2 separate regions of the Homo sapiens genome follow, and region 2 is linked to region 1. A link is a loop called in an ENCODE intact Hi-C map of the cell type or tissue named here. Cell type or tissue: left ventricle myocardium inferior. All regions are shown on one strand.

Region 1 (2,500 bases):
GAAAAAATTTTGACCTAATTGGCTCCATCTTGTTTTTAACCTCCAAGCTGTCCTTGTTCATTCCTGGACAACAGCCAAACTAACTTTGGGAGGAAATTAGTTGATAGTTTAGCTTTGAAATAAAGATGATAAAAGTCCTTTCCCAAAACAAACCTCATTGCCTGTGGACTAGACTGTCTAAAACCACAAGATTAGAAGTTATGGTAATCTTACTAAATTCAAGATGTAGCTATTTGTATTAAACCAATGCCAATGTCTTATTTATTAAAGATTACACAAGCAAAGATCATTCTGTTTTGGGGTGGGTTTATAGTTTTATAACACCTATGCCAAATTTTGACCCGTATAGTATTTGGCAGAGATGAGTATGAAATTGCTTGATCAATATATGCAAACAAAAATGTGTGCTGGCAATTCTTAAGACATTTTTGATGTTACTTTACCAATCATTTTAAAGCTAGCTTATTTATAAAGATTTTACTTAAGTCATGTAAACTTGAAAAAGCATTTGACTAGTCTTTCCTTTTCTGATAAAGTATTTGATTTAAGTACTTTTATTTTTCTTTAAGCCAATTAATTAGAGTTTTTTTAATATATATTTTCAGTACTAAAACACTGTGTAGACAACACATAAATATATAGACATATTAGGCATGCCAATAGAAGTACATCTTATAGATACATAGAAACCTTTTCTTTTTTTTCCTATCTTGGACTTTCAGATTCTTGATAACCTGTTTCACAATCCTGGGCAGTTGTCAGCTAAATAGCCTTACATTTGCAGATTAAAGGAAACAACTCAGGTGAAAATCAAATAGCAAAATTTACATTATAAGGTATGGAGAGAAAAAGTCTGGTGTGCTAGAGGGATACTAAAGATGGATGCCAAATCAAACATAAAGTTATGGAAATCTATTGTAGGACTGTATAAGGAGACCAATTTTATTTAGATAGGGACTACCTTTCTTTTAAATGGATCTCTGAGCTCTGGGCAGAGCCCATACTGAATCCTGGGTTTCCCAAGGGGAGAATTATTATGAGGCATGTGTTGTTTTTACAGCACACTTAAAAAAAATTTTTTTAAAAGCAAAGGCATTTCTAAGTGTCTAAACTACACTCTTCCTTAAAAACCCAAGAAAAGCCTCTGTTGCAATAACTATTTTAGTCAAAAATCAGGTAACACAATACAAAAGCCAAGCAGTTTAAGAGCTGAGACAAACTTGTCTATTTACACTCTTAGGATTCCATAAGGAGAAATAGAGATTTCTCCCCAAAAGGGAGTCTGGCACCTTCTCCATTTTCTTTAAGGAACCCCAGCTATTATAAGCTATTTTAGGTCCCTCATGCAACAGAAGGTGCAAGAGAAAGGAGAGACAGCAGAAATAAATGAAGAAAACAGAATTCAGTCAACGGAGGAGAAAAAAACTTTTGCTCAAAAAATAGACAAAGTCCGAGGAGAGAAAAAACAAACAACAACATGAAGGCCTTTTAAATACCAACACACACATGTACACATATGCACATGCGTCTTGGATGTCAGCTTTTAATTAAGCTGACTTTTAACCATTGAGCTCCTTTAAAAAGATCATTTAAAATCTCATTACCATATTTCAGCTAGGGCAAATTGCTGCTATTTCAGAAGTACCAAGTATCAAACCAGAAAGGGCTTGATTTAGGAACCAAACCCAGGCTGTCATGGTGGGAAAAAAAAAAAAAAAAGGCAGAATGCTTAGCAAGGGAACTGCAGCATGGGGCAATAGCCGTTGTTTTTTCAGTTTGGCCTGGCTAGCACAAAGGTGGCCTTGTTATGTAAATAAAGCACCTTAAGTAGTCAAAATTAAAAATCTTTCCTTTTTCTTTTTCTTTTTGCTGGCCATTTTTTCCCCCAACCATACCACCTTTTTGTGTGTGTGGAATTCAGCCACTTCAGAAGCTTTGTTCCCCATGATTTGGAACTTTGCTTCAGATTTGATCAAGTTGGATAGAGCTGGTCAAACTCAATTGGAAAAAGATGAAACAACAACAAAAGCAGAAACAAAGAAACAACAACAAAAACAGAAACAAAGAACGACAACAAAAACAGTTAAGTGAAAAAACAAAGGATTGCACAATTTATACAATTACTGAGCACTCTAATGGTAATGAGAAATTAAGACCAGATGGTTGTTAATCTTAACTTTGTCCGAGGCAAACCCCAATTCATTTACTTACCTAGGGATGGATCTCAGGCTGAAGACTGTTCTCTACCATTCTAGATGCAGGAAAAAAAAATATTCATCTTCCCTGTTGGAAGCAAGCTCAAACTCCATAAAGGAGTAACCTGCTTGCCATTGTCATGGAAGCAGGAAAAACTTGCCTTCCTTGTGTTGGAAGCAAGTAAACTCCAAAAAAAAGGAAATTATACAGCAAAATAAACTTTAGGTCTTGACCAAATTGTGGGCAATCAGGGATTCTCTGGAGGAGGTGCTTCCAGGCCTCAGCAAATTGTCCTGTTGGTTTG
Region 2 (2,500 bases), 160 kb before region 1:
CACTACTTCCACTTTCAGCTGATTCCAGGAACCACTTGTCCCTTAGGAACTATTTGAGTGAATTGCTCTGTGCAGAGGAGGAGGTATGCAAGTTTTAACAAATGTTAATTGCAATTACTATTGAAAAGCTGTATATGGTACTTGGGTCAGTACAGGGTAAATAGTAGATGAAAAGATTGACGTAGAACTCTAAATACTCTTGGGGGTGAATTCTATCCTGTCTGCATGTTCCTTCTCTTACTAAAATAAACTATTTTTATTGAACTTATAATTGTGTTCTTTTATTCCAGATATAATAGGTAAAAATAGTGGATTTGCTGGCTTAGTGTTAAAAATAAAACATAAAACATTAGTTATCCTAATAACTAGATCCCACAGACTACTTTCTGGGTAACAAGAAATTGAGAATGGAGTTGAGTGGGCAGAATAAAGAGATGAAGTGAACAAATCAAGTCGAGAACATTTACAATGGAGCTCAGCCAATGCTCATCTCTTCCAAACATCTGCCAACCCCTTTCCCAGCTGAATGAAGACTTCACACTTTCACCTCCAATTGTTGGAAAAATTATGAGAGGATGTCCAGCCCTATTTTTTAGAACTGGACTAGGTTGCTTCCATTATTATCACCAGGGCCTTGGGTCCAACTACACTGAGTGCCTTATAGAAATTATGAAATATGCCACTCTGCTACTGTCGTGATTTCAAATGTGATGAGAATATTTGAAAAGCATTAACGTCTTGCCCTGTAAGAAGGAGACAGTGGAAAGGAAAATTAAACTTGAGAAGCAGCAGGCAATTTCCAACTGTCATTATCCAAAATAATCCAGCAGTTTGGAGTATACTACAAAGGCTTGTACTCGGAAAATGGGGGGAAAAAACATAATATGTTAAAGCAATAGTATTTACTGCCACAAAAGAAAAATCTCATTGGCCAAACTGAAAAAACATTTGTTTCTAACTCTTGTTAAATCTTACATAGGTCAGGTTGTCCTACTCCATCTTGTAGGCTCTGCCATCTAGAATCTGTAGCCTGCAAGACCATCTCACAAGAGAATCGAATGATGCAGAATACACTCCAGCTACCATCTTAGTACTTGTTTCTGTTCACTTTTTGCTGGCCAGCAACAGTCACATGGCCATAGCTAACTGCAAGGAAGGCTGGGAAATATAGAGGAGGACACAGATGCTTGGTGGTCACCTACTGCCTTCAGCACACATTGAAATAACTAGGGACAAGATGATTGACAACGGCTCGTTAATTGATTCATTCAATGAGTTTTGTTTTGGGTTTTTTTGAGGATGTATTTTGTGTCAGACCCTGTTCTAGACACCAGGGATTTAGCACAATGTTCCAGAACACAATGGACATGGTTCAGACCATTGTGAAGCTTTCAGCCTAACGTGGGAGAAAGACATCAAACACGTACTTATGCCATTAATTAACATCATGCAGAGTGTTAAATTGGAAGCAAACATTTTTATGCACTGTGGATGATGGCCATTTGTCCACACTTTTCCAGGAAATTTTGCTTTTAAGTGGTGTGTGCTATTTTCAGACTGTAGGTTCTGTTTCTACTAAATTTCTATTTCTATTGTCTCCTTAATTATAAGAGAGAAACTAAAGCACAGCATAGAGACAGAAAGCCATCTCACCTGAACTGTGCCAATGGCATCCTCCCTGGCTTTACCACTTCCCTCACACTCCATCCCTCACAGCCTATTTGCCACACTGCAGTATATTTTGGTCTTTGTAAATGGGAAATCGGGGCATGTTATCTGCTCAAACCCCTGCAATTACTCTCCATTTTACTCAGTAAAAATCTGAAGTCATCCCAATGGGGCTCTGCCAGCCCCACATTATCCGGCCCCCGCCTGCTCCTTAGACATCATGCTCCCTGCCTCGCTCACTCATTCTGCCTCTGCCACCTACATCTCCATGCTGCTCTTCAAATGCACCACTCACATGCTTGCCAAGGGGCCTTTGCTCTGCCCAGAACTCTTTTTCTCCAGATATCCATATGGTTCATTTCTTCCCTTCCTGAAAGTCTCAACTGACATACACATCACCCTATTAAAGAGGCCTTTAAGATGCATATTCCCCCTTTGAAAGAGTCCCCTCTTCTCTACCCTTGTCACCCCCTTTGTTTCTTCTTTCAAGCTGCTGGTACTTCCTGCAAATTCTGATCCTGACATGTTTCCTCCCTTTCTCCCTCCCTCCCTCCCTCCCTCTTTTTTCTTTCTTTCTTCCTTTTTTTTCTCTCTCTCTCTTTTTATAACAGCTTTATATTTATATAATTCATCTACTATAAAAGTCACCCATTTTAAAAGCACACAGTTCAATGGTATCTTAGTATATTCACAGTTGTGCACACATCACCACAATCAATTATAGAACATTTTTGTCCCCTCAGAAAGAAACCCTGTCCCCTATAGCTATTACTCTCAAATTCACTCCAGCCTTAAGCTCAGGCCTAAGCTACCACTAATCTACACTATATCT

The links. A loop is a pair of places that touch in the nucleus more often than their neighbours do. Peaks named below come from ENCODE experiments on the same cell type or tissue, not always from the same donor. Only the 100,000 strongest peaks of a DNase experiment are listed, where the experiment ranks them.
Region 2: it touches region 1 in a loop (5-fold over the local background); 1 of 110 quality-filtered maps calls a loop at or near these places.

What each region holds. Positions count from the first base shown.
Region 1 is chr3:16,671,181-16,673,680 of GRCh38, reverse strand. No RefSeq gene overlaps it. Among named protein-coding and RNA genes, the nearest start is that of PLCL2UT, 52 kb to the left of the region's middle. RefSeq lists an enhancer at 1,595-2,500. In left ventricle myocardium inferior, no CTCF peak of the experiment used is centred here; no DNase peak of the experiment used is centred here.
Region 2 is chr3:16,831,425-16,833,924 of GRCh38, reverse strand. No RefSeq gene overlaps it. Among named protein-coding and RNA genes, the nearest start is that of PLCL2, 52 kb to the left of the region's middle. In left ventricle myocardium inferior, no CTCF peak of the experiment used is centred here; no DNase peak of the experiment used is centred here; H3K27ac peaks cover 526 bases.